Linked DNA regions of Mus musculus: region 1 is linked to region 2. A link is a loop called in an ENCODE intact Hi-C map of the cell type or tissue named here. Cell type or tissue: heart. All regions are shown on one strand. Each heading gives the region's core, and the rest is flanking DNA. Links, peaks and the distances in the headings are about the cores only. Region 1 holds the start of Gm11264 (predicted gene 11264). Region 2 has its middle 68 kb from the start of Gm11264.

The links. A loop is a pair of places that touch in the nucleus more often than their neighbours do. Peaks named below come from ENCODE experiments on the same cell type or tissue, not always from the same donor. Only the 100,000 strongest peaks of a DNase experiment are listed, where the experiment ranks them.
Region 1: a loop joins it to region 2, with 2.5 times the contacts of the local background. A loop is called at or near these places in 3 of 42 quality-filtered maps.

What each region holds. Positions count from the first base shown.
Region 1 is chr4:82,057,197-82,072,664 of GRCm38, reverse strand. It overlaps Gm11264 (predicted gene 11264), which reads left to right and starts at 6,775. Exons shown (of 6, transcript NR_151604.1): 1 at 6,775-6,875. It overlaps Gm5860 (predicted gene 5860), which reads right to left and starts at 7,285. Exons shown (of 3, transcript NR_040659.1): 1 at 6,625-7,285. In heart, for the core only: no CTCF peak of the experiment used is centred there; DNase peaks (open chromatin) are centred at 4,434 and 6,704; H3K4me3 peaks cover 989 bases; H3K27ac peaks cover 4,124 bases.
Region 2 is chr4:82,126,154-82,141,621 of GRCm38, reverse strand. No RefSeq gene overlaps it. Among named protein-coding and RNA genes, the nearest start is that of Gm11264, 68 kb to the right of the region's middle. In heart, for the core only: no CTCF peak of the experiment used is centred there; a DNase peak (open chromatin) is centred at 8,561; H3K27ac peaks cover 2,858 bases.

The sequences.
Region 1 (15,468 bases), core at 3,444-11,443, 67 kb after region 2:
TGACAAGATGCTGGTTAACCAAGCCAGAGCCATTCCAAGCTTCTGAAAATGAGAAAGGTGTGCCTATGGCTTAGTTTCAAGATCCATTAGGTCCTGGAACATTCCAGGGGGGCATGCCATTATGGAGTAAAGACATTCCCAAGGAAAGATAAATGGAGCACGGGGCAGCAGTAAAATCATGAGATTTAAATTAAGAGTGAAATGTAAAGCTACAGGAAATTAGCTTACATCCAGCACTGTGATACCGTCTGGCAGCATCTTTGTGCCATGCTTGAAGAACACTTAGCATCTCCCTCAGCATGAAAACTTCTTGCCATCATCTGCATAAGCAGTGGTATGTCTATGCTATACCTGTAAAGATTTGGACTGTGAATGGCATTTTTTATTTCATTGTCAGTATTTTTGTTTATTTCAGACAATGAGTGCAGCTTGACTCTTCTGATTGTTCCAGTAAATCCAAGTAGAGATGCAAGAGGCCACACAGGTTGACAGAGGAAAATGAAGGTTAGCAGAAAGGGAAATGAACTCTTAAGACTGAGGACAATTTTCCTCGAAAATGGAAGAACATTTGTTTGGGGACAGCTATATTAGATTTAGGATTATGACTGTCATTTTTACAATATTGCCAGTTAGAATCACTCTGAAGAGTTTCTCTCACAGGACAGAACAATTGAAAGATTCTCTCCTTCTCTCCAGATCTGTGATCTTCACCTCCACAGAGAAGGTTGCCTCAGTTGGAGACAAATAAAGGACTCTAATTAGGGCTCTTGGGAGGCACAGCAATTGTTTGAGACTGTTACTCAACCCCATGAACTCATTAACAAGCGTCTTTCTGTTTGCATAGGCAGAGAAAGAGCGGCAAGTTCATTTTGGCCAAGCAAGCATGGGCCTGAGAGAATTCATACTTTATAGGGGAGGATTATTATTTCAGAGAGGAATCCAGGCAACAAACAGACACGGGTAGCTGGTAAAAAACAGAAGGAACAAGAGAGGAGGAAGCAGAGAAGGGAAAGAAACTGGGATTGAAGAAGAGGCCCAACATGAAGTACAGTCTTTAGAAAGGAGGAACAAAGAAAGCCTCCCGAAGGCCTGGGCGTGGCATTAGAATGGAGCAACACTGGCTATTTCTAATCTCTGTGACACTTTGTTTCAAGATTCAAATTCAAGAAGGGAGAACTGGTCACCTAAGTGTGAAAAACGTTCTTGTTGGTCAAGAGGACATGGAGATTTGAGAGTCCCACCAGGCCTTATTCAATAAGCTACTTCCTCAATGGGATATCACAGTTACTAATGTGAGAGAGGAGTTCTGTGCTCATGAAAACAATAGCTTGCTATGTCTAAACGGGAGATACCAACCATCCCAGGAGGTTTGGATCATTTTGTATATTTGTTGCTTCCTTCATAGAGCTGAGCACTGTTAGGGTCCCTAACTTGACTTAACCTACAATATCCTTGCAATACCAAAAATGGATCCACAAAGAGCTAATATTATAGTATAAATAGTTAAATCAGCTACCATTAAAAAAAAAAAAACAACCCTCTCCATTATTGAAATTAAAGAAAAAAAAAACCTACGCATGTGCATTTGAGTGTGCGTGTGTGTATGTGTGTGCGTGTGTGTGTGTGTGTGTTTGTGTGTGTGTACTAACACCATGCTTTTCTCAGTGTAGGCTATAAATGCATGGGTTAGGTTAGACAGCTTCACATAGCTGTAGCATGAACTCTCCCAAATATTCTAAGAATGTGAGGTATGTATTTCTTAGACTGACATGTGACTCTGGACTTTTACTTGGAAAGTTTGATATATGTACACACTGAGCAATGATTGCATTAAGCTCAGTGACCATGTCCACCACTTCAGATACTGATTATTTTTTATCATGAGTACATGCAAAATCCATTCTCTCAGCATCAAAATAGGCAAGGTCCTATTGAATATGGTTCCCATGATACGCCATAGAGCATCCTGAATAATAAAATTTTGCAAGCTTTGTCTTATCTCTTTTCCCCACTGCCTCATTCCTGGCATCTGTCAACTGTCATTCTACAAGTTTGATTTCAATGCTTTTGTAAATTCAACATTTTTAGCTTTTACAAGTAGGTCTTCCTATGCCTGCTTTTGCACTTAGTACCACCCCTTGGGTTAACCCATGTTTCCACAAACATTTTTTCTTCTTTGGAAGAGAATTCTATTCTATTGTGTGAATATGCCATAATCTTTTTCTTCATTCACCCATGGAAGGCACTTAAAATTGCTTCAGAATCTTTGTTACTGTGGATAATCCTGCAGAGTGCAGCTATCTCTTCAACAGATTTAGGTTTCATTGGATAAAACTCTCCAAGGTAGGATATCTGGACCACATGGCAGTTATAATTTCAGCTTATTGATGATTCACCATTGCACGTTCTATCCTGGATACCCTTGCACTCCTATCAGCATCAGCGTTCCCTCTCTTCCATAAGCACACCAACATTTGCAAGTGTGTTGGGGCACATTATACTGTGATTGCATTTTCTTGATGATTCCTGATACTGGATAGTTTTTCATGTGCCTTTTGAGCAGCTTGACTCATGAGGCATATCTGTTCAAGTCTTTTCTTTGTTTTCCCCACTGGGCTGTTTTTCTCCTAACATTGAGTCAAGTTCTGCCTATATTCTGATGTTATTAGTCCTTTATCAAATGTATGGCTTGCAAACAATTTCTCCCATCTTGGTCTGCCAATTTGCTGTGCTCTGAGTTTCCTTTGTGAACAAGCTTTGTAGTTTGCTAGAGCCCCGTTAATTTTTTTTTCATTTTCTGCTAGTATCTGTGGTCTTATATTCACAAACTCATGCACATAGAGTATTATGGTTTCTTATATTTCCAGTATCATCATAGTTTCAGCCTTATGTTTATGTCTTTATCCATGTTTGTTGACTTGTACATGTAATGAGAAACAAGAATCCAATTTTATTTACTTTTTGTGCATACCTTTTATCAACACTGCTCATTAAAGAGGCTTTTTTTCCTTCATTGTGTGTCTTGGGCCTTTGTCAAACATCAGTAAACTATGAATGTGCAGGTTATTTCTGTGCTCTGTCACCTGCTACATTTGTCATTTTGTCTGCTGAGGGTAGTATTATGTTGTTTTGACTCCTACGGTTTTGTAATATATTCTAAAGGCAGATGACACAATGCTTACAGTTTTATATTGGTTGTTTGTATTCTTTTTAGGCTCTAAATAGAGTCTAAGATTGTTCCTATTGTTTCTGGGGGAAATATCACTGGAATTTCAATGGCATTGTACTGAATGTGCACATAACTTTGGGTAGCACAGATATTGTACAAGTATTAATTCAAATTCAAAGTGGGAATACCTACGCACTTTTGTCTTCTTCAACTTCTTTCAATAGTATCTTATAGTTTTCAGCATAAAAATCTATCAGGGCCTCCAATAACTTTATTCCTAGGTATTTTATGATTTTACTTCACTTTACTGAATTTTATTTCGTTTGTATGTGTAATATATGTATACAGTTTTGAGTGTGTGCACCTGTGCATATGCATGCTCAGGTTACACGTTAATGTCAATGTCTTCATAGGTTGCTATGAAGATTATGAAGATTATGAAGATTTAGGTTGCACTTAAATCTTCTTTTTGAGGAGTTTTACACATGATCTTGTAGCTCATCAATTTAGCTAGGCTAATTGGCCAGTTTGCTCTATGGATATTCCAGTCTCTTTCTCTGCAGTGTTGAGAGTAAAGATGTGTGTTAATGTGTGGCAGCACCCAGCTTTTCTCACTTGGGTTCTGAGAATTTGAATTGCAGTCTTTATACTTGTAGGCCATACAGTTCGCCCACTGAGTCATATCTTCACCTCTCTTGTTTAATCATTTTAATGCCATTTGAGATGGTGGCAGTGCCACTGATTGTCACATTTACTTTAGGTGCTACAAGCTTACTGAGTGAGGTTGTCAGTTCTTACCGTGTTTAGAACACTCTAGAGTTATGTTTCTGACCATGTCATCAGCGAGCAATATTATTTCTCCCTCTCCTGTTTATATGTTATTTATTTTTCTTAAATACTCTGACTAAGGCTCATAGACATTTTATTTAGCATAAGAGTTCATAAACTTCAAGCAATGACATTTAATTTTTCTTGTAACCCACATTTTATAAGCATTAGAACTCTATCATCTATCTATCTATCTATCTATCATCTATCTATCTATCTATCTATCTATCTATCTATCTATCTATCTATCTATCTATCCATTTTCATCACTGAAGCTAGGAAAAACCAGTTGGATATAGTAAAACCAATATAGCAAACAGAAATGCTTCAAATGGCCAGAGAAGCTTGTCACCACCTGTCCTGCCATGGCTGTCTGTGATAGGAAACAGGCACAATGGCACATCAATGCTTGGTTTTCTGGATATTGCCAAGACACTCATAGAGGTCACTATGCTGCTGTCAGAGTTAAAGCTGCAGGGCTAAGCAAACTTCAGCGTATTAGAAAGCAGCAACAGACGGCCTTATCTGGTATCAATGGGAGGAGAGGCCCTTGGTCCAACGAAGGCTCAATGCCCCAGTATAGAGGAATCCCAGGGCAGTGAGGTGGGAGTGGGTGGACAGGGGAGCACTCTCATAGAAGCAGGGGGAGGGGGATGGGATGGGGGATTTGTGGAGGAAAAACTGGGAAAGGGGATAACATTTGAAATGCAAATAAATAAAATATCTAATAAAAAAAGAATTGATTAAAGAGAAAGCAGCAACAGAGAAACGCTTCACTTCTTAGTCCCCTCTTGGTAGCAAGCACTCCTTCAGGATACAAGACCCTCAGCGCTCACAATAACCACTTAAGCAAATGGAGCCATGAGAAGGGATTCTGTGACCGAAGAACTGACTTTCCATGTTTATTTCATCTTAATTATTTTAAATTTAAAACACTTATACTTGATTCAGATTTTAGGAAATATTTAAGTACTTTTGGCACAACTTGTGTATGTGAATCTATTTTTTTTCAACTGCAAGTCTTGACAAAGCTAAATATAAAGTGAGTATTTCTTATGAAAGTGCACTGTCTCAGTGTGTAAAATCCACATTGGCTTTTAGAGACTTAGTAGGAAAGAAAATAAATGTAAAATATTCCATTAACATAGATTTGGTGACTAGGTCTTGAAATGATAATATTTTGGATACATCAGATTAAAGAAAATGTGTTATTATAATTAATTTCCCCAGCTTCTTCTCTGCCTTTTGGAAGTGTGGCTACTTGCAAGTCTAAATTACAGACATGGCTTGCATTACATTTCTGTTGGACAGCATGAATTGGGAGGTCTTTTGAAAATCTCGGCCATGTCACTGAATTGTTAAAATACTCCAAGACAGTAGCCCCTGCCTCCAACCCCCTTTGTAGGAAGGGTAATGGAGTGAATTTTTAAAAAAGTTTTAGCAAACTAGAGAGATGGTTCAGTGGTTAAGAGCACTGATTGCTCTTCCAGAGGTCCTGAGTTCAATTCCCAGCAACCACATGGTGACACACAACCATCTGTAATAGGATCAGATGCCCTCTTCCGGTGTGTCTGAAGACAGCTACAGTGTACTCACATACATAAAATAAATAAAATCTTAAAAAAAATAGTTTTAGCCTTTGAGGAATTATGGAGCGAATGAGGTGAAGCCAGGAAGGAGTACAGGCCAGGTTGGGAAGGCTCTCTTCCCCTCTCCTCTTGGCTGTGTAACTCTGTGCAGCTTTCTCTCAAAGAGGTGGAGAGCTGGCATGCTTTGTCTCTTGAGGCTTCATAACAAAGTTTATAATCAACGATTAAAACTCAATTTATAATCAACGATAGAGAGAACAAGAATACCTTCTCTCCAAATGGCAGCTAGTGGAGTACTGCAGTTTGTAAAAGGAATGAGCAACAAACCCATTTATGTGAACAAAGGGAGTTATAACAATGAAGGCTAAGATGTACTGGTAAAGGAGAGAGAGAGAGAGAGAGAGAGAGAGAGAGAGAGAGAGAGAGAGAGAGAGAGAGAGAGAGAGAGAGAGAGAGAGAAATTAGATCTCCCAAAGGGCTCTGAGTATGATTAGCAGAAGCAAGAGTTATCTAACAGGACTAACGCAGGCTTAGGAATTCTCAGAATTGCATCCACCCTATTAATACTATTTCATATACGGACATCACAAAGAATGAAAATCTTCCCCCTCCAAGCACATTTTTGATGTTATTAATCTCAAATCAGCCAGTTCCCCGTCTTCTCCTTATGTCCCCATCTTCTTCCTTCTCTCCCCGTCTTCTCCGCGCAGTGGGGCACAGAGTCACCAAGCCTTTCTTCATCCCTGCATCATCAAAAGCAAAGCATGGCTAGAGTAGATGCAAGTGAACCATCCGCATTGGCACGCTCTCCTGTGAGGGAAAGACTCACAGAGAGCAAGACGGGCAGTTAGCACATCATTTCGTCCACAGAGATAGGTGCCAGCTGCATGTCTTGAAAAGCTCAGCTATCTGCTCTGTGACTTGGTCTGCCTTTGCCTCTTTCAGATTCAAGCACTTGGGGTTGGCGGCGCTCAGTACTTCAGTAGTGCCTAGGACAAAAACAAAGAGAACAAAAATTGTGCCCGGAGGACAGCATACCCGCTTTTCCCAGGGGAATCCTGAAACCACTTCCTCGGATGTATTTTCTGTGTCATCGCAGGAGACAGGGGAGAAGGTATCCCTGCCAAAGCCACATGATGGGCATTCTGTGGCCCAGCTTTCTGGCTCTCCCCAAGTCCTACCTTCCCCATTCTGACCTTCCACTGTGCAGAGAACAGACCTGCCAGAGAGCCTTGCTATTTTTACTTCACTGCGAGGGGATCTCAGGTTACAAATTATATACGGATGAGGTAAGTTCCAGGTAGGCAGACTCATGTTTCCAATTTAGCTTGGCACTGATTTTGAACATTAAACAGTCCCGCCCCAGCCCTCCCTGTTTCCACTCTCCTCCCTTCTTTGGCATCTCATTTCATCCCCGCTTCTTAGGGTCACTTTCTTTTCCTGCTGTGTCCCTCAGCTTTCAGGCTGCGTGAGGGCAGGTGAGGGCTACCAGGGAGAGTTAAGTTCTGGACAGATAAGATTGACTCCTACTTCCGATTACTGAGCTGTAGCAGCAGTGCACCCACCTTCTTTTGCTATGGTGGATATTTGTAGTAAAGTTTAGAAGTTTTCCATCATTTTCCTTCGTGCAGTCACAGTTAAGCCCCGAGACAGCTTGAAGAGGTTGGGATTGCTGTAATTATCTACGGGTTGCAGAATGAAAAAAAAAAAAAAAAAAGCCAGACTCAGAGAAAGCTAGTGTTTTGACTGGAGTACATAGGCAAGATAAAGAGCAGAAATAAAAAGCAGGAATAAGACCCTTCTGGGCGGTCGACCTCCTTTAAAACCCCGGGTCTCTTGAAGAAGAACACAACTTTCCTCCTCTCTAAATTTCCCTTTCCTTCCATTATTCTTCAGTCTCAACTCGGTTGGACTTCAGTTGAAGTCTCCTTAAGTCTCCTCAAAGTTACTTGCAAGACAAACACAGTGGGTCTTTCCTGCATTCCTTCTGATGAATGTAAAATGTTGATGTGAATTTAATTAGAATGGAAGTTTTCGGAATGGGAGCCACTAAATTTAGGCTAAAATAAACAAGGGTTATTAAGAGTCAGAACTCAAATGCTTGTTAATTTTGCTCCTAATGCTAAAGGTATCCATTAAATGGTATGCTCATCTTCAGGGAGTTTATAGTATAATATGTACGGAAAATTTTAAAAATAAAACAACATTATTCCCAACCAGAATCTTGCAATGAAGGAGAAAACTTGAATTGCTCCTAGGGAAAGAAATAGCTTTAATTTAAAAAGAATACAGCTTTGAATTTTGGGACATCGTGCATACTTGTTAGAGATGTAGACATTTGCACATATCCATGAACCCAGTGTAGTGTTTAACCCTTCTCTTGGCTTATTGGGGTACCTGTTTAAGACTCCTTGACTGTAGTATTGGAGTCCCTTTAGAGGTGGGTGTAGTTTCTTGTTCATGAGCTTCTTCATTCTCTTACATGTGTAGTATAGACAGTTCACAATATAATAAAGTGAGCATGGAATGAGGCAGGGTCTGAGCAATTTTTTTCAGTGTATCTGTGTCCCTGTTTCCTCATTTATAAATTTGGAATGACAAGTAAGGCTACATTAAAAGTCTATGGACAGCATTGCATGGTTAATCTCTAAAAAGCACTTAGAATGACTTTAGTAAATAATGTTTGATAAAGACAGACAGGGAAAGCTACAAAACCTGTGACTTGGAACAGAGATCCACCTCCAAGATAGACTGATGCAGTAGTGACTCAAATGGCATGAGAGGAACCAATAACTTTTTAAATTGTGGGAGAATTGAGGGGAGGGGAAAAGAGGAAACATGATCAGATATGGGGGGCAGGAGAGAAGCCCTGAGAGTCAGCAGAATGAATGGAAATATGCAATCTCTGGAGGTGGGAAGTGGGGAGACCCTCTAGAAAGTATCAGAGACTTAGTATGTGAGACTATCAGGACTCAAAGGGAGGGACCTTAGATGAAATGCTCTACAGTGGGAGAGGGACTATATAGAGTCCATCTCCAGTAGAAAGACAGGGCATCAAGTGGAGAGATGAGGATGTCATCAGACAGTCAAAAACTCTGACCCAGAACTGTCCCTGTCTAAAAGAACTGTAGGGACAAAAATGGAGAAGAAACTGAGGGAAAGGTGGTCCAGTGACAAGCTCAATTTGGGATCTATCTCAAGGGGAAACTCTAGCTCTGACACTATTACTGATGCTATGGTGTGCTTACAGACAAGAGCCTAGCATGGCAGTCCTCTGAGAGGCCCAACAAGCAGCTGACTGAAACAGGCACAGATGCCTAAGCCAACTGAAGCCAGGGACTCCTGTGGTTGAATTAGGGAAAGGCTTGAAGAAGCTGAGGAAGATGACCCCATAGGAAGACCAGCAGTCTCAACTAACCTGGACCCCTGAGATCTCTCAGACACTGAGCCACCAGCCAGGCAGCATACACAAGCTGGTCCGAGATGCATATGCAGCAGAGGTCTGCAGTTGCAGGATTTTCCTTGTCCAATCACATCAGGGCAATGGGAGGCCTGTGATTGGACAAGAAAAAGGAAGGTGGATTTAAGAGTTGCAGAGTCAGGGAGTATCTCAGGGTAGGAGAAGAAGGAAGATGGCTGATGATGTGAACCTGCGTGGTGTTTTCGAGCCACAAGTAATTATGATTTCACAAGGTTAGAACTACTGGGATAGAGCTTTTATTATTATCAATTGCTCTGAAATTATTGTATTTACATTTTGTAAACTGTGATATTATTGATACATAAATCTGACTGGTTAATTAAGCTTTGGGAGTCTCGATTCTACCTGGTAATTGGGTATTAAGATGGCTGACAGTGGGGTGTGTGGTTGTCGTTTCACATGGATGAAGCAATGATTTCATAGACATGAGAGAGCTCCAGTGGTATTTATCATCTCTGGTCTCCTTTCTAGCATAGATCAGGCAATGTTTGGGGAAGGGAGTAGGTTCTGTGTTGGAGAACAGCAGAGAATGTGATGAAACCCCATGAGATTAGCAAGGTAAGTAGTGCCAATGGGAGAGACATTCACAAGCTACTGAATTCCTCGGACTATGTCGCCCCTCTCCTTTCCTCTGAATCACTTGCAATCCTGGAAGGGAATTTTAGGTGTGATAACCTCAGTTTGTCCTCTCGTTGTGCTGGGTCCTGGCATATATCATTGTTGATGACAGCCTCTTCCAGACTGACTCATTGATTCCTTGGAAAAAGAAGGAATGGGAGGGGTGCCTGCTAATCCATTCATTCAATTGTTTTTCCGTACGATAGAAAAGCAAAACATGTCTTCTAATCTGAGTGTTTTAGTATTGAGATCATCTTATTATCTTTTTTTTTTTTTTGGTGCATTTTCTTAATGCATTGAGGTATAACTTATGTAGAATAATTAGTCCCATTTTAAACAACAGTTTGATGATTCTGGCAATTATATATAGCCATGTAACCAATATCACTGTCAAGTTCTCTTATATTTTCAGAATGGCCTCTGTTACCCCACATCCCTGAAGTTGGTCACCTCTGTGAGGTACTATCTTTAGTCTTCCTGAGTTCAGCTGATGTCCTACAGTATGGTGCTTTGGAGAATTATCCCTGTTCATTGCTTTTTATAGCTGGATATTTTGCAGAGTTGATGACCATACAGTTTCTTTACATAGCAGACTATGTAAAGATGCCTGTATGCTTCAAGGGCTGCTATTAGTAATGCTGCCCTCATAAGCCTTCCAGCACATGAGTCATTTTGAAATACATGTTTATTTAATTTAAATCACTATCAACAAAATGGGTAATGGGGTAAGCATGTATTCACCATCATAATTGTCTGGTTGTTTTCCCAATTACTTCACCACTGGTCAGTGAAACCAGCAAGGTATGCCAGTACCACTAGCTCTGCCGTTACCTTATTTTCCTAACATTTACTGATGCTCCATACTCCACAGCTGGTCATCTGTTTGCCAGGTGCTCGTCTATCTTGTTTGATGAAAGTTGATTAAATGTTTTGCTTACAAATCACTTCTTAGAGTTGCATTCTTACTAAACTATGTATACTGTATTCTAGACACAAAGGTTCTACCTAATACAAGCTTTGCATTTTCTGCCAGTCTGTCTCTGTGTCACTCTTCTCCATTATTGTATATGCAATTCATTTATTGTATTTTTCTTTTTTCTTTTTGCTTTTGTATCTGCATTCTTTCTGATCTGCTTAGGATAACAGTTATTTCATTTACAAAGATGTTTTTGCTAACTTTGCAGCTTGAGATCTCATTTTCAACTCATATTTTCTATAGTATACTTTAGTTTTGTTTCTGTTTTGTATATATCTTATTTAATTTTTTCTCATGAGAAAAAAATTATCACCATGTTTTTTAAAAAATATTCATTTTTGGTTGAATCATCTTGGGAAATCTTTGATTTAAAAAAAATGTAGTCGATGGTGTGTTTGATCTTACTCCTGAGTCTTGCACATTGGTCTGTGGGTCTGTACTTAGTGTAGCTTTTTAATAAGTCCTAGAGAAAGATTTAGTAAGTATCCCAACTTGTTCCATTTTTTCAACAGTATTTTTCCTGTACTATTTTATTTTAATTTCTGAACACAATTCAAGACCAGCTTATCAACTTCCTTCATAAAGTTTAGGGTAATTGGTGTGTTTAGTCTATTAAAATGTAATGTGATTATCAATGTCCTTGAGTTTGAGCCTGCCTTTTTATTGTTCAGTTTCTATTAATCTATTTTATTATCTTCCCATAGTCCCTCTTTCCAGATCTTTGGAGATTTTTGAATACTTTCTTGGCATTTAATTTATTGTTTTTGGCTGTTTTGAGTGTTTGGATGTTAGTGTCCTGGTTGTGATATCTTAGTTTAGCCATTCAAGATATTTCCATTGGGCTGGAGAGATGGCTCAGCCGTTAAAGGCTAGGCTCACAACCAAAAATATAAGATATTTCCATTGGGGGAAAATCATCACAAAACAAAACCTTTAAAAGACACTATTAAAAATAAATGATAGAAAATAGATTACAGGAAAACATCTATAAAATGTGTGTCTGGCAAAGAAATTATAATATAAGATTTATATTAAAAATAAAGCATCAAAACTCCTACATTTTAGGAAAAGACAAATGACCTAATATGGAGTTGGCAAATTATTTGGACAGACAGTTCCCAAAGTGCATATGTGAATGGCCAAAAGACATGGAAATATATTGAATACCACTGTATTAGTCAGGGTTCTTTAGAGGAACAGACTTACTACAATAACACATATTAAAAGAGAGTTTATTAGGTTGGCTTATGTGATACTGTCTGGAAAGTCCAACAATGACTGCTTCACACCAGATCGACCAAGCACTCTAGTTGCTCACTCCATAAGCCGAATGCTTTAAGAGTCTCAATATGGAATTAAGGGTATTGAAGATTCCTGTAGAGCTGCTAATTTTCAATCCAGATTGGAAACCTAAAACTGAGTACAATTATCCATGGAAGAATGCAGCCATGGCAACAGCAGATTAGATGACCTTGCCAACAAAAGTGAAAGGAAGCAGGCAAAAACAAAACTTTCTTCTTCCATCTTATATCCAGACTCCCACTGGAAGGGGCTGATCACATTCAGGATGGATCTTCCCACATAAAATATTCTGGTTAAGAAAACCCCTCATAGGAGTACCCAGTGGCTTGTCTTTTTAGTTGGTTGCAGATCGAGGCCAGTTGACCAACAAGATTAATCATCAAGGAAGGAGACTAGAAAGTCAACATCACAGTAAAGCACCATCACCATTGTTTACCCAGTAAAGCTAAGCTAAAGAGATTGACAAGGTTGAAGCATGGCAAGGGTATAGAATAACCATAATTATGACCACAATTGATGAGAATGTAACATGATGCATCCACCTAAGAAAAAGCAATGGTTAGTTATTATAAACTAAAGAAACAACTAACTGGTATTCTAAAATGCCTCAATCAAGTCTTCTCAAGATAAGTAAAAATATGTATCTATAAAATGTACAAATCTTTTTGGAAGAACATGTTTCATAATGGCCAGAAACAGACATGCCTCAGTAGACCACGAAGAGAGTGGCTAAACAAACTGAGGTTATCCACTCCTCAGGATACTGATCATCAATGACAAGGAACAAGTCATACACAGCAGGGATGAATCTCAGAATCATGCCAAGCTAAAGCATTGTCATTGTAAGATTCCACTCACGATGTTCCAGAACAGCCAATACACACTTGTGGTAGAAAAATCACAATTGTGGTTGCCAATGTAGTGGGTGCAAGGTGAGAAGAAACTGGGGAATGGCATAATGAACTTTCAATAGAGATGATCTCTGTCCAGGTGGGGATTTGAACTACACAGGTGTCTAGTGGCACTTGAAGGTCTTATTGTGGTTCATGATTCCAGAAAGTTAACATCCATAAGGCAGGGAAGACTTGGCATGGTGGCTGGTCCAGGTTGTGTCTGTGCTTTCACATATAGGATTTCCAAGGAATTTGGAAGGGGAGAGATTATTATTTTATTTATGAATTGAAAGATAAAAGGATATTGAATTAGTATTAAGAGGCTGACTGATCACATTTTCACTCATGCACAGGAAGTAGAGGGAGTGAGCAAGGAGTAGGATGAGACTATAAACTCTGAAAGCCTTCCTTCAGTGGCTTATTTTCCTCCAGCAAGGCAGTACCTTCCAAAGGCTCCATAATCTTCCAAGCAGCACCACCAACTGGGAAACGAGAATTCAACTACAGGAGCCCATGGAGGACATTTCTCATTCAAACTGCCACAAAAGTTATAGGCAAAGTCTTTCCTCAAAAATATAAAGAATTGTTAACATAATTTAGTTAAATTAATATTTTATGATATAAGAAATATCTGCTAATCTCTGATTACTGTTAATAATATCCTCAATTTTTTTAATGCATTTGAAGCAACTATAAAACATTAGTGGCCTGTGGCAACAGGCATTCATTTTGTGGTCCTTAATTGACTCTAAGCTTCAGATTCAAGATGCCTCTTTTTAAAAAAATTCTTAGACGTACGCTTTTCTTAGGGATATCAGGGACATTTGAGTGTAAGGGGAGTCATGTAACTCATCCCTCAAAGCATTGTCTGTATCATGTCTTCTAACATCCCTTTGGTGACAATAATTCACACGGTAGAAGTCAGAATTAAGAGGGAGGAAAGTGCTTGATGATAAGGCAATGTGTGGGTGACTAACTACTGGGGTGACACATGAAGAACGATGTCCAGGATGGGGCTGTGGTTTCACGAGAGAGAATTGCCAAGGAATTTTGATGGGGGAGAGATTATTATTCATGGATTAAAAGATAGATTGAGCTGGGTGGTGGTGGCACACACCTTTAATCCCAGCACTTTGGAGGTAGAGGCAGGCAGATTTCTGAGTTTGAGGCCAGCCTGGTCTACAAAGTGAGTTCCAGGACAGCCAGAGCTACACAGAAAAACCCTGTCTCAAGAAAAACCAAAGGGGGGGGGGGGAAGAAAAGAAATATCCTGAATTAGTACTAAGATAATGTGAAAGAGAGAGAGAAGTGGGTCGAGGTATAGAAAAAAAATATTGGCCAGAAGTATGTAACGGTTGAAATGAGACATGGATACAAGGAGTCTGTTACACGATCATTGTTCTCTTGAATTTGCTTGAAATTTTCTATAACAAAATGTTGCAAATAAGACAGAAATCATACATTGAATTTATCACTTTTATATATGGGGAAACAGAAGTTCTGAGATGGTGTGTTGTTTGTTCTGTGATGAGATATCTATTTATTGGCCAAATAGAGCCAGGATCCAGGCCAATGTTTTCTACTTGATGTGGCTGTCAGTTGCTTATTTGGTAATTCCTCAAATATTTATTTAATGCTAGGTTCTACACAAGTTATGGATGAAAGAGAAAGAGTTTCTATTGTCTCAAGTCCTCTATTTTAGTGTGTCAATAAGAGATTGCAAAGATGAAAGCATGCTACATTATAATGGAGTTCTATGCAAGATCTATTGGGGAATAGGAAAAGAATCCCTTAACATGATTGAGGTGATTGCACAGAGCATTCGAGGAAGGAGGTAGTGGGAATGGCGTGTGAAGGACACTGATATGTAGGAAGCCAAAACATAATGTTATTTTGTGGAGATTTATGTGACCCCCTAGTGCTGAAAGATAGCTCAGTAGGTAAGAGCACTGGTTGCATGGGGAACTGAGTTCAAATCCCCAGCACCCATATAAAAGACATGCATGGCCTTAAATGCTTATAACTTTGGAAGTAGAAGCAGATCCTGGAGGCTCACTGGACAGCTGACCCATCCAAAGTCATGGGCTTGTAGATCTCAGAAGAGAAGTACGGATGCTCTACAAAACGTTGGGATTTAACACTATGAAGCAGATTGCTCAAATACAAAAACTGTCTTGCATACTCAGTAAGGCACAAGACCTTAGTTCCTAGTTCTGACCGAGTGAATCAGAGGTGAGATACGTTTGAGAAAGACCATGTGGAAGCTACAGGAAAACTCTGAGCAGAGGAATGACTCCCGTGTCAGAAGGCTACCCAGCAGAGGGATAAGATCAGTATAAAAAGTTGAGCTGGAAAGATCCCTCAAGAGGGCTGTTTGCAGAGCCATAGAATGTATAACGAGTTCCCAGACCATCATAGCAGCTACAGGACTGATGAAAAGGGGTGTGACTGGACTGAGACCCATATGCTCCTGTTAGTCTGACTGTATGGAAAGAAGGTGGTCCTTTCAGAGTGTTGGCCTTGAGTGGGTGTGGTGATATCACTGTTCTCATGCAGGCAGGGACACAGGGATTTAGAATGAGAACGCTCATGAGGGCAAACATGAGCTCACT
Region 2 (15,468 bases), core at 5,068-13,067:
ACAGACAAGTGTAGGTCTTACCCCTCATCAAAGATATGTCTTCTTGCAACAGACAAAGACCATTATGGAAAACCACAACCTATTAAAATCTAGAGAACAAGTAACTGTGTGGTACCTAGTCCAAGTGATACAGCCACAGCAGAACTCCTTCAGCTGAGGCCCGGGGATTATGGTGGAAAAGGAGATGGAAAGATGGTTCAAATCCAAAGGACCATGAAGTGAAATTTAATCTCTTGGAAATGCCAGAAGAGCTATATCCATGAAGTCCCATGAGCATGGCTCCCTAAACAATACCTAAACAAGAACAGTAATAGACATACTAATGCAGAGGAGGGAAACTTTCAAGGGGCCTCAACCCTAGACAAAGAACTACAGGTGACTAATGAATGCTGAGAGCGGGAGAAATGATTTTCACCTGAGAAAAGAAGCCAGACTGCTTATCCAACACCATGTGATCAGCCCTGACACACACACACACACACACACACCCAACAATTAAAGAAATAGAGACTTGATTTAAGTGAATAAGGGAGGGGGTCACATGGGAAAGGTTAGGAGAAGGAAGGAAAGAGGGAAACGTATGTAATTATATTTTAATTAAAAAAAATTAAAATGCTTTGCATTAAATGTTTAGCTTAATGTTTTCAAATAATTAACGAAATAAATGAAGCAATTACTCTTTCCCTTTGTTTTCAACATTTTTTTTTCAGTATTAATCTTTCTTCCTTGTGAGCAGATATTTAGCTAGTGTTGTGGAATGTGGAATGAACTAGCTGGAAGCTTCAAAGGCTAGGGTTCTGATTGGACTCTGCTCTCTTTAAGCAGAAAATTTGAGCTATGATTCTCAGCTGTCATATTTCAAAATGGTAGGATGGAATACAGCGAACTGTATAGTTTCTCTTTCCTTTTTGCTGTCTCCTGATTTTATTATTCTTTGGCTATGGACAAACTGAGCTGAGTTTTATACTCAAGAGGCAATTAATCAATATGAAATTGGCCTGGACACTCCACCCCAGCCGCCTTCTCCTTCTTCTCCTTCTTCTCCTTCTTCTCCTTCTTTTTTGGTTTTTCAAGACAGGGTTTCTCTGTATAGCCCTGGCTGTCCTGGAACTCACTTTGTAGACCAGGCTGGCCTGGAACTCCAAGAAATCTGCCTGCCTCTGCCTCCCAAGTGCTAGGATCAAAGGTGTGCGCCACCATGCCCGGCTTTCACTTTTCTTCTTTTGGCTATGGTTGAACATCTTTCTGGTTTAGCTGGGTAATTGCTTACGTTTAGTTCAGGACCACTTTGCAGCAGAATTTCAAATTTCCTAGTCCACAATGTCTGACTGCTTTTAGTAGATCTTTGGTGATCTGAAGGACTTATCCTTGATTCCGAAAGCACCCTGAGTTGGTGAATTGCCGCACTGTTGGCAACAGCTCTAAACCGGAAGATACCTATAGCAGAGTGGGCTGCTGGTGGTGGCTCTGTTCATGTCACCTCTGATATTTGGTGTTTGTCAGTCCATGGGGTCTTATGAAGAGAACTTGAGGGCTGTCCTGACCAGCTGCTGATCTTTCATTTCCTTTTGGAACCATGAGAGAATTGCTTGGAACACGAAATGTATTTCCCGGCAGTTTCTGGCAGGGGCAACATTAAAAAAAGAACATGAACCTAACTTTCCCAGATGAGAGAAATGAGACGGAGTAATAAGAACACTTTGATACTCTTGTGAATAGTTTTTATTGTAATTAAGTGCACGTAACATGGAGTTTAAAGTTTTGACAATTTTAGGTGAACAGTGCTGTTTGTATGAAGTATATCCGCACCCTGTCAGCACCACCGTCATTTATTTCCAGAACTTTTCATCTTTTAATCTGATCTAGGTACTCATAGATGTGGGGTTGCATAATGTTTGTATTTTTGTGACTTCAACATAATATCTTTGAAGTTCTTATATGATGTAGTCTGTTGCACCGTTTCAGGTTTTTTTTTTGTTTTTTTTTTTTTTTTTTTTTTTAGGAGATTGAATAGAAGTACATTTTTTTGGAAGTACATTTATGTGTTAGAATATTTTGTTTATGTGTTATTTTTCCTGTGGACATTTTAAGATTTCTACTTGGAGTTATAACAAATGATGCTAAGAAAATTGGTGCTCAAAATCTCTTCTTTTAAATTATTTTTTAGGCGTACTCATCTGTGGCATTTCTGAGTCATATGGTAATCATGCGCTTTCATAATCCAGGACCCCACAGTTTGTACAACTTTATATTTGTGAAAGCAATGTACAAGAGTGCATGTCTGTAAATTGCCTTCCTCTGTTCCCCACTCCATCTTCATCTGTCTTCTCCCCCATCAAAGTTTGCTAAATACTAACCAGCCCACCTCTGGGGTTCAGGAACTTGGGTGCTACTGCCATTGAGTTCTATCCTACATCCCTGAAGATGATGGGCAAGGTGAACCTCACTGTTTGAGGAAATGGAGTCTCAATCTGCCTTGTAGACCTGAATATTTGAGGAGAAAGCAACCTATCCTTATGAGTGGGGAAGTAGAGATGAGGAACACAGCTTATATGCCACATTAGAAGGATCACAGGGAGTTGTGTTTATAGCCTGATTGTAACCATATGGTATCTCCAACTGCCTTTCCAACTCATTATTCTTTATATCTCTCTGTGTTCATCTTATTTCTGGTAATGTAACAACTACCTGAGATATTCAACTCATAAAGAGGAAAGATTTCATTCTAGCTCACTAGTTATGGCTTAATGATAGAGTGGTTGTGTAGCATGCATAAGACCTTGGGTTTACCAAATCATAGTGGAAGAATGTAGCAAATGGAAACTGTTTGTCTCAATCTTGGTAATAAAAAAAAAGAGAGAAGAAAGTGGGGTTCCATTATCACCTTCTAAGATACCCCCAATGACCTGACGATATTTCACTAAGTTCCATTTCTTAAAGGTTCTACCACCCCTGAAAAATATCTGTCCAGGGACAATCTTTTAATACACCGGCCTTTGAGCAATGTTTGGAATCCAAATCATAGCACTGTTTGTTTCCCTAACTAACAAAAAGGATTAACTATTTAAGAAAAAAAATTGAAAGTGTGGGCTGAAAGGAGATCTTTATATTGCTAATTACACTATTGTTGCATAAATATTTCAGCTTTAGACTAAAGTGATCTCCTCTTCCTCTTCTTCCTCTCCCTCCTCTTTTCCTCCTCCTCTTCTTTTTCTTCCTCTTCCTCCTCCTCTTTTTTAAAATCTAGAGCTAAGCTTAGCCGACACTTAACTCTAGCCTTCAAAATTTCTATCGTGGGCTTTTCTAATGTTAAAGCCAGCAGATACTGCTGATAGGTGCCATGGCTTCCCAAAATTAGAAAATTTTGAAAAAATGAAAAAAATTAATTTCCTCCAGTATGTATTTTAAAGATCTATAAAAGTCTCAGATAGAGATGAAAAGGAAAATAATATGCCCTTTTCTTCTTGCTCTTATTGGTATTGCCTTTCTTGGCAGTCTCTTATCTTGACTTGGCTAGCATGCCTGAACTTTCTTAACTACAAAAATGTTCATCTCCAAACTGCTTATTCATTCTGCAGGCTCTTTGCTTTAGTAGTTTTTCTCCCTAATGGTACTCTGAACTTATCTTACCTTCCCTGATCTGAGTGCAATGCCTTTTTCCTATGGCTCATCTGCTCTGTGCTCCCTTCTCCTAATTAGTGCTCTTTTTGGTTCTTTATGCCTTTTCTGTAACTTCAAGGTACTTTCAAGGTATTCAGAAATCTTGGACCCTAAACTAAGAGTTAATGGAGACCAGGAGCCAATCTACTGTTTCTTTTAAGGCTTCTAAAAACCTGTGGGGCTCATGTTGCAACGAGTTGTTCAGTTTTGTTAGGACCTTACGTAACCTTAAAACATTTACTATACCCTTCTTCAAGCAAAACTCTACACATAAGCACGTGGACACAATTGAAATGAAGTTAGATCGACAATAGGTAGTAGCTTTTGATCATATACGGTATCCTGGCAAGTGGTATCTATTTGTGTGTGTGTGTGCATTTTTCCTCACACTGAATATACTTGGTACCAAATGCAACTCGATGGCTGGACTGTAAGAAGCATATATCACATCTCTTCCTTGGAGTCAGAGCTCTTTGTCACTGAGGAAAAGGAATGTGATGCTTTTAATGTTAAGACAGGGCATATTTTCATCGCTCTATAAAGTCATGCTGTAAAGATACTCATGCATAGCAAACACACACTGTTTTTTAGTAACTGTCTGGGCATTGTCACAGGTATGGTGTTATAAAGATATTTAAGACATTGCTCTTGTTTTTAAGCATCTCTGGGAAAATTAGAATAAAATGTAGTGCTTCTCCAAATGGGGAAACCGGTTTCCTTGGGATCATATATTTCTGTCCCTATATTTTTCTGGAAGTTTCCTCTGACAGCCTCATCTATGAATTGCTCTGTGCAGCTTTTAGTTTGAAGAAGATAATTTATGGTCCTTTAAGTCCATTATTTCAAGGCTCAGTGAAAGCCAGACAGATTTGGGGGTTTGGGGCTTAGGCCTGTGGCGTCCCAGGCTTGTTAGACAGAGGATGTCCCAATTCCTGTTCATGCCTGTGGCCATCAGTCACCAGTCTTGTGTTGATACTGGCTGAGGTTCTTGGTCCGTGGCCTTGAGGAAAAACCCTAACTTGGTTAGCTTTATTTTCAGGGTAGGAGATGATCACAAAAGTGAAGAACTGTCACTTCGCAGGAGTAGAAGTGTCGAATTTCCTGTGATGGTGTCTAGAACACTTACTCTCTACCACCTATTGCTGAGGAAGCACGCCTGGCTCAGAACTTGGCTGCTGTGTCCTCTCCATGTTGGTCTCTGCTCTACGAAAGAAGCTCCCATGGAAAATCCTCCAAAGACGGGCTGAGATTTTGCAGAAAAGCTGACCCAAGGTTTGAGTTCATTTTTTGAGTTTTAGAATGAAGCAGTGTCCATGAAGGGCTGAGGTCTTTCTAACTGTGCTGCTTAAATCAGAACCTCCTGCATGCCCGAAGCAGGACCATTACTTGCCCCTTCATCTAAGAGGCTGACTTTAAAAACAAAGAGATTTATCTTATGTATACAAGTGTGTTTGGCTTACATGTACGTCTGTGCACCACAAAGGCCTACATGCACTCACTCTACCTTGCTAAATCTTAACAATGGATGATCAGATTTGATATAACTTTTAAATTATGTGAAAAAGCAATCCCTCATGAAAACAGAATCCTCACCTGAAACTCTGCTGGTCACCTCTCCCTTTCTGTTTCATGACTCCTAGGGCCACCCAGGTGAGGAACACAGTTCTATACAGTGTTCTATAGGGACACTGAAGTGCTAGAGAAAACAACTGGAATATTTGATTGCTTGTGATGGATCATAGAAAGGACCCTGACCCACTCGACATTGTTTTTCCTCTCTGTTAGAGATTTTCTGTCTATGTTTTGGAAAGCCCAGGACCTCATACCAAAGTGATCCATTTCTGCTCAGTTCTTTCCATATTTCCCCTAAAGAGCTGCATTTGAGGTGGATGAAGGCAATGATGATTGCTTTGGGGAAGCAGCCCTCAGATGATAAGCATTCATATTATTCCTGAGTTTATTTCTAAGTCCTTTAGTTGGGACAGTATCTCTGTGGGCTTCTCAATCCTGTTGTCTAGGCATGCTTCCTGCAGATTTTGTATGCACACATCTATGGTCCTTTGTAACACAACTCCCTAAAACTTCCATTTGTATCTGTCTCTTGGGAAGCCTTCCTGCACTTTTGTAAGACTGATCTTCCTCCAAGATTTGTCTCCATTATCTCTGCAACATATACAACTGAACTGCACAACAACAGAGCTGATGACAATTAGTTTTTAACCTATGAAAATGCCAGTGCTTCAGGTTTCAAATCAGTATGTCCTGAACCCTGATGTCATTTGCTAGAATAAAGCTCCAAATGTTACATGGGACCATCCAATGTGGCTACTAGAACCTCCAAGAAATTGTGGCAGTGGTGGGCTCTTCACAGTTTTTGAACTATCTTTACCGATATGAACAGTAGACATGCTTCTTTGTATGTTTTAGGTCCACCCAACAGATGCAAATGTAAGTACACATTAAGTTCAGGTGTATACACATAAACACACACACACACACACACACACACACACACACACACAAAGTGCTAAGTCCCTTAGTATTGAGGAGCAAGGGTTGAGAGAAATGATTTTTAAACTACCTTATAATTTGAAAGACATTCTTTCACAAATATGCTAGTTCATAAATACCCTTGTTACATCTCTGCCGTTCTTTTTATTCATCTCTTTGCTTCTTTAGCCATTTCTGCAGCTACACAGTAAACAGCTGAAGACTGAAAAGTTGATCCACCTGAAGGGGATCCTTTGTTGTCTTATACAGGACCCATCTTCCACTCTGTTTCCCGTTCAGTGGTGAGAATAAAAAGTGCCTGGTAACACCTCTACCATTCAGTGTGAATCAAAGCTTCTAGCAGCTTCATGTCCAGTAATTTGTCCAGTGATGTTTAGGAAGAAAACTAGGGTGTTGTGAATTAGTCTTCCTTTTGCATTCTTTCTCAGGGCCTCTTCAATATACTGAAGAAGTAGGTTGACAGTTTGCCTTCGTGTCCTTTCAGTCACATTGACTGCATAGGATGCATGCAGATAGCATCCAAGCCATCATGCCTATAAAGCAATAGGATGAACTATCAGATAATCTGGGAAGAGCCATTTGATCACAGCCTGAGCTTTGCTCTCTACTACCCCTTTCCTGCAACAGAAACAGCTTGGTGAGGAAGAATACTAGACTCAGAGCCACACGGTCTCCATCTGGGTTATAACCTCTCTGTTTACTGGCAGGAGAAAGCTTGAACAAGCCACCATACAACCTAAATGTCAGTTCTCCACTGACTGTAAAGACACTAAGACCTGTCATGTGCTGGTTACTTGTCTAATGGATCTCAGTGACTCTTTATTGAACCCTATGGATCTATGGATTTATGGACTCAGATTGTCTTTGACCTACTTAGAAGAAACCTTGAACTCCTTCCTGATCCTGCTGCCACTGCTTGCCCAGTGCTGGGGTCACAACTATGAGTCGTGACACTTGGTTTTATTTGGTACTGAAGATCAAATTGATGTCTTCACACATGATGGCAAGCACTGTATCAACTGAATTACATTCTCAGGCCTAGATCTATGGTAGATACTCTTATTATCCTCATAGCATAGGTAAAGAAACTGAGATACAGATAACAGAGCTACACACAGTCATGATGCTACAAGTGCAGGAGGCAGTGACTAGAATTATCAGCTTTGTCATCACATTTTGTCTGATGATTCAAAACAGAACAGACTTCCCATAGAGGAACAGACTCTGGACAAATTCTAGGAGGGTGAATAAAGGGGGTCACCTTCAAACTTCAATTCCCTCGGCTTATTACCACCTGTCTGCCTTCACTTGTAGCATCATGTTTCTCTTTACCTGTCTCAAGAAATGAAATAATCCCAAAAGGGGAGCTAGATAAGAATATGGACTGCTTTCTGTGCTGTCACAGCAAAGGTGGCATCTGCTTCTAGCATTGCTCTGTCCTGCCCTCTGTACATAATGTCTATGGACAGTGGCCCTGGGCAGTGAGCTTCCCAGAGGCCTTTCTGTTCTCACCTCCCTTCCATGCTTATTTGTCCTTAGCTCTCTCTACCCTTACGGCTGACTGACTTTTCTCCTTACATTGCTGCAGGCTGCATTCTTAGCTCCCAATCTGGATACTTTCAAACTGTGGTAGATGAAATTTTATACTCCTCCTCCCAGACAGCTAACAACAACTACCTTTTGCAAACAGCACTGTAAAGCAGGGAAGCTCTGAAGGCAGAATGAGGGTCACGAGCATCTGTTGCTTCTCAGTTTTGTGCCCCGAGCCAAACAGTTGAAGTTCTCCGACTCTCAGTTTTCCCCTCTGGAAAAGAGGAATGATGCACACACTGAGCACTATGTTGGCAAATGGAAGACATTGAAATAGATTCTTAGCTTAGGGACCTCCAGTCTTTGAGAGGATAAACAAACCAGCTAAGACCTTACAACTAGTGAACGATGTTTCGTTATTATTATCATTACTATTTTTATCTTTAATTATTAGTTCAGTCAGGTTTTCTGAAACTGAAACAGTAGGGTAGTTTTGGACTTATGTAGACAAAGATGACTTTGAACTGATCCTCCTGCCTTTACCTCCCAAATGCTTAAATTGAAGGCATGCAAAATTCCTGGCTTGGATGCAGAGTTTAAATCTCCATCTATTGACTATATAGCTATGTCTATGTACAGAATACCAGTTGCCCTCTTTATGTTACAATACTTGTAGAATTTAAAGAAAATAGTATACGTAGGATCCAGCCAACTCTACTTTCTTTAGAAATTATTAGTTGAGTTTCATTTACCCCCTTTCCCAAGGCCCTGCAGTGTTGGGATGGAAAATCAGGTTGGCAGGCAAGATAGGGCAGCTATTTTTGGGTGAGTGAGCAATGCGGCAGAAGAGGAGAGCTGGAGCAAGTCTGTATCTCAAATCAAACTAGGCTGGCAGCTTTCAACTCCATCTATACATAGGCCTGCTGGCCTTGGTGGGTAGGTCTTTATTTAGAATCTCGTGTCCCATTTTGAACCTTGTAACTTGAGAAAGAATGTACAACTGAAGGGAAATGCAAAAAGATTAATGGATTAAATGATTTGTAAAAAAAAAAAAAAAAAAAAAAAAGAATAAAAAAAATTCTTATAGGAACGGGGACCACTTAGGTTAAAGAGAAGATGAGAGAGACCAAGTTTTGACTGTGCATTTGTGTGTGTGTGTGTGTGTGTGTGTGTGTGTGTGTGTGTGTGTGTGTGTGATATCGACTATGGCAGCATACTGTTTTTCTGAAGGTGAAAATTGGGCATGTAAACATCCAGGTTCTTCCAAAATCTAAACTCTCATGTGTCTTGGGAAATGAAGAACGGGAGACTTTGGATTGATCAGACCTTGCAGAACCACAAGCCTGTCATTCAAGTGGTGATTTTAGATGCTCTGGGAACATTGTGGACCTCAGCGTAGCTGGCACATCCAGCTGAGCAAGCATAATTACCCAAGCCATCTGTAAGGAAACACAGACAGACAGACACATACAGACATAGACACACTCACACACACATAAACTCATAGACAGACACATACACAGACATAGATGATACACACACCCACTCACAAACAGACACACACAGACATAGACACAGACAGGCAGACACGCACACATACACACAGTCATGGAAGCATCTCCTTATACTTCTCTTTCTGACATAGCAAAATTCTTTATTATACTCTTTATACATTAATAGCTATCTGGTCACTTACATTTCCTCAGAGTAGCACAATGCAAAGTCCTTGGCAGATTCCTTGCCTATGGCTTGCAAATTGCTTGGTGCAAATATGCCTCTTTAAATACTCAGATGCTGGTCAAGTTTTAGCTTAAATGATGGCCAGGCCTCACTTGAAAGGGAAAGGTTATACGCTGTAACATACTTCATGCCAGGATTGGTGTAGAAAGATCCTGTGTAAAATCCTTGATGTTATTCCATTTGGATACATGCCACAAAAAAATAACCTCAAGTAGGTCTGAAGAAGTGTCAATAAATCATCTATTTAACCTGACACTGCAATGTACCAATTTATTTCTTTATAAGCTTAAGTGCTCTTCAAAGCCAGGCAGTGTTAAAGTCCTAGTTTGAAATTTGTCCTTAGACAGACCTAGAGAATGACCAGGAGCTTGCTGAGAAGGGTGATTAGGCGATGGTACCTTAAATGTACTCCATCCAAACACTGAAGTAGAAAAGTAACAATAACAGACTAAAGACAATTGGTACCCAGATTTACTAGTTAGACACAGTTTGCCATTTAGTTTTACCTCTTTGTGCCTAGCAGAATTTTCCTCGTTATTTTGTCACTTGAACATTAAAAAACAATTGAACACATGGAGTGACCACCCCCCCCATATATTCTTCACATAAGAACTATGCATTAACATCATAATTGTTTATGCTGGATGTTAGCTGTAGGACTTTGGGAATGACTATCTCACATCTTTTCTTGTGTGAAATGACAATGACAACAGTGATACAAATGAGCATTCATTCCTTGTAATACTCTTATAGTCCAGAAATGAGGTAATGCAAGGCTAGCCAAAGTGTTAGGTCATGAACTAATGGTAGTTTTCTTACCTACACATAATTTGTTCATCGTGCACAATGTGTCTCTTTCCTCTCCATTTCAATGACTAGCTTTTATAGTCTTGCTTCTTTAAATTCATGTAACAGTTAAGAAATCCATCCTACCTCAATATGCAATATAAATTAAGCTTTGGGGGTACAATAGAGAAATTACTCAAAAGTTGCATACAGGAGAAAATACGATTTAAACATTATCCTAGAGAGTTTTAGGGGAAGACACAGTGATGGTGAGTGAGGTCAGATGCTCCAGGGCCCAGGCTGTAAACCTGTGGCATTAGCTTTCCTTCTGCTGCATCTTCGCTTCTGCTGTGAGTTCCAACCGAATCATCCCATCAGATGTTTGGTTTGTACCCTCTGAATTCAACAACAAAGTTGACTACAATCAATTGAGATAAAATGTACTGTGATTGTAGTTCTCCTTCCACAGTTGTGTAAACTAATGCTCACAGTGAGTTAGAAGCACTTCTTCTACTTCTTTGTCCAACACCTCTAAATTCTTCTTCTTGCTTTATCATACTTTATTCTGTACTGTGTTGAATGAAATTAGGTGGAGGAAGGGTGGAGGAAGTTATTTAGGCTGTTTTTTTTCTTTTTTTTTTTCTGAAACTAAGAGTGAACTTGTTAAAATTTTTGTCATCATTGACCCTAGCTGTGGGTTTTATACGTGTCCTTTTCTGATTTAGAATGTTCTTTTTCCTTCCAAGTTTTCTGGGTATTTATCTTGAACCGGCAGCAAATTCTTTCAAATGCTATTGATTGGTTTATCGAGTGATCACACAGCTTTTTCTTTACTCCTCTGTTCTTATTAAATGTTGCACCCATTGACTTTGGAATATTATCACTCTGAAAAGACCCCATTAGGGCACAACTTGTTTCTCTTCTTGTATGTATATGGCTAGGTATCCTATTATTTAGTTAGTAAATTTTGTCCTGCTTCCAGAGATCTGTATCATTGTCTTCTGGGAATGTCTTAATTGGCCTTTGGTATCAGTTTAATATTATAGAGCACAAAACAAGTCAGATGTATTCATGTAACTATGTTCTGAGTTTGTGTAAGATTGATATTATTTCTTCCTAAGATACTTTTTTATTGTGTATACAACGTAGTCCTGACTTGGTGATTTCTTTGTAGGCTTTAAAAACTTACTGATTCATTCCCTCACTATATATGTCTTTTTGAGTGTATGAACAAATATGTATTGTTTCCCCCTATGTTGTCTTGTGTGTCAGCTTTGGAATACTACTATGATCCTTAAGGGAAAAAAACATTAATGTAGGATATCAAACATATTGGCATTTTTTTTTTTTTGCTGTGTATACAATGCTAGGAGGTGGCTATGAGTAAGGCAAGCCAAGGCCCTGACCACATGGTTTGGGTTTTATCTACTATGCTAACATGTGATAGAAATCAGGACTAATGAATTTGACAAATATTTGTTGTTCTCCTACCGTGCACTAAAGGTTTTGCTATGCTATGGAAATGAAAATGATTAAGATGATATCTTTGGTTTCAAGGGTCCCATAGTCTAGTAAAGGAGATAGATTTACAGGTAATTGTTTTTTCAAAGATTGGAAGTGATAAGAGCTACCATATTGAATATCACAGAAAAGGAAGTGATTAATTACCCCTGAAAGTCCAGAGATCAGAGCAGGGTTTATAGAGAGGGCAATATTTACTTTTGGTCTAAGGAGAGATAAAGGAATTTCCCAGGTAGGAAGTGAGGGAGAGAAACAGGAGTTCATGAGGAGCCAAGGCATGGACGGCAGGCTGTGGACAAAGAGGAAGGACAGAGCCCTACTGTTGGAGCTCTGTGCAGAAGACAGGATGAAAAGGAATGTGGGGTCTGAGTTTGAGAAGTCTAACTACACATAACTGCTAGTTGCTATTTGGAAGTAGGAATGTAGGAAGCGGCACAATTGTGTCAAAAAGTGTATGTAGAAACAGATGCAGTATAATCATACGCACAGGTTTGTTAAATAAGCAGATTATTAAATATAAATCTAGCCCCAGTTTTTGGCAGCATAAAAAAAAAAAAAAACCAAGAGTATGTTGTATGTCTCTCCAATGATTTGTTTTGGTGGCACTGAGAATTGAACTTAGGGCTTCACATGTCCTTGGCAAGTGTTCAGCTGCTGAGCTACAATCCTAAACTGGGGTTCCTGTATTATGTCCAAGTTGGGTCACTGAATGTCACTTGCTCAGAGGTTAATCCCTAAACTGACAACTTTTCAGGAAGTATTATTGTCTCTCACCAAATGAAGCATAGATTTGTTTTAAAAAATAAATATCTTTGTAAACTAGAGAATGGGTAGGGTAAACTGATTATGCAGTCATAACTATGTTCTGCCAGGAATTCTCCTTTCCGAGACAGTTAGCCAAATTTACTGCTCTATTCTTAAGCAGAAAGAATTCACAATGAAAATAACAACAAAAAAAACTCAAGATTTCAAAATATAATTTTCAAAATGTGCAAAGGAGACTTTTTTTATAATTTCAAAACTTCTTGGTTTGCTTTGTTCATTTGCATTTTATTTTTAAAACAAATTCACTAGTATGCATATGTTTGTCCCCCTGGCCAGTATAAAATGGAATTGTGAGTGTGTGTGTGTGTGTGTGTGTGTGTGTGTTCATTGTTTTGGTACACTTGATGCTGACAGACTCTAACAAGATATCACTGGGACATGGTTGCAATGAGCCATTCTTTAAAAAACTAAGAAGCTGCCTGAGTTGATGAACACATTGAAGACCCACCCACTCCAGTGTGTCTTGTATCGATGGTAACTTTTAAATAACGAGCCAATTTCTTCATCTCTAGGGAAATAGAGTCCCAGGTATAGTACCTCGAACACCATACACCATTAAAATCTTTGTGCTAGATAAAAAGAAATTGAAATCTTTTCTTATATACTCTTTAAGGTACCCCAGACACTGCCATTGGTAAACATATTATTCAATTGTGACTTGGGGAACAATGAGATTCTTTTCACTTTATTTTTTCACAGGAAGAACAGTGCAATAATAATTTAGGCCTCTGAATTGAAAGGCAATCAACAAGTGAAGCAATGTCATTTCCAGGAAAAACATGGTTTAAGCAAATTAGCTTAATCCTTGTATTCACTTATGAAAGGATCAAAGTGTGACTCAATATCCTTCTAGAGAGGTGTCTCAGTTAGGGTTTCATTACTGTGAACAGACACCATGGCCAAGGCAACTCTTAGAACACACAACATCTAATTAGGGTTGTCTCACAGGTTCAGAAGTTCAGTCCATTATCAAGGCAGCTTCTAGGCAGGCATGGTGCAGGAGGATCTGGGAGTTCTACATCTTCATCTGAAGGCCATTAGGAGTAGACTAGCTTCCAGGCAGCTAGGTGGAGGGTCTTAAAGCCTATTCCCTTAGTGACACACTTCTTCCAACAAAACCATACCATTCTCAAGGCCAGACCTCCAAACAGTGCTACTCCCTGGGCCAAGCATATTCAAACCACCAGAAGAGGTGATATTGGTAATTCAAAAAAAAATCCTTGATGTTAATTATCTTTGGTTTTCTAATGTACACTGTGGATCTATCACATTCTTTTAAAATCAAATATATAAGTTATATAAGATATAACATATAATCTCTATAACAATCAGCACTGTGTGTGTGTGTGTGTGTGTGTGTGTGTGTGTGTGTGAGAGAGAGAGAGAGAGAGAGAGAGAGAGAGAGAGAGAGAGAGAGAGAGAAAGTATTGCGATTATTGCTTGATAGACTCTGGGTGACCAGACTAGTGTTCCACTCTGGAGATAGAGTTAGGTTTTTAAAACAAGAAGTTCTATTTTCCAGATCTGATTTATGAAAAGCTAGGTCCAGAAAGCACTTACATAGATTGTGTCTTGGATCCTTGCATAAAGTTTTTAAAGGAGGTAGGTCCTTGGCTCCCATAGGTGCTCCTATGTAGCAGAGGATTGCCTTATCTGGCATCAATGGGAATGGCTTGGTCCTGTGGAGGCTTGTTGCCCCAGCAAAGTGGGGTGCTAGGGGGTTGAGGCAGGAGTGGCTGGGTGGGTGGGGGAGCACCTTCTTAGAGGGAAAGGGGAGGGGTAGGGGTTGGTGGGTTCGTGGAGGGGAGACTGAGAAGGAGGACAACATTTGAAATGTAAATAAAATAATCAATAAAAAAGGAGGAATTATATGTCCCAGTGTATGCCATGGAACTGAGGTTCTAAAGACTCATCTACAGCTGGATTGCTGAGACTGAATTCAAAAGGTTCATATTTTCTATGTGAACTTGAGATGTACTACTCCTGCTTATGTGTAGGTAACCATGCATTTGTGACGTTAGTTGGAAGACAATGAAAGGACAGAGCCCAAAGGAGAACTGTGGGCTGCCTTGGGTGAACACGAGCAAACATCTTGATAAAATGCTGATTTCATGAGACTAAGTGGTGAGCACCAAGTCTCTAAGTGAATCTCAATTTCAGACTACCCTTGACTGAGAATCATAAGGTTTCCAGGCTGAATATTTGGGGAAATGTTTCCAGGCAAGGAATATATATGTATATGTATATGTATATGTATATGTATATGTATATGTATATGTATATGTATATGTAAGTACTTTAAAAGATATTTTTATTAATTTTTGGAGAATTTCATATAATGCAGTTTAAAAATTATTACTTTTAACTGTATGCATGTTTTGCCTACATGTATATCTGGACATCATATGTATGCTAGGTGCCTATGGAGGCTAGAAAAGGGGATCACAGTCTCTGGAACTGTAGTCATAGACAGTTGTGTGCTATGTGGATGCTGAAAATAGAACCTGGGTCCCTCAGAAGGGCAGCCAGTGCTCTTAACCACCAAGCCATCTCTCCAACTCTAAGCATATTGACTTTTGATGCAGGACAAGGGAATATAAATTAAGGACCATAGCTCAGTGGTAGAATATTTGCCTGACAATAGCAAGGCCTTGCGTTCCATTTATTTTATATCTATATCTATATCTATATCTATATCTATATCTATATCTATATCTATATCTATCTATATATATATATATATAGAGAGAGATATTTTTATTATACTTTTAAATTATATTCCCTCTTCTTGTGAAGATGTTTTGTAGCTCACTACTCTTCCTAAGAGCTCCTGTGATATAATTTGGACTAATACCAATGATATCCACAAATAGAAAGAGCCATTATGTGTAACAT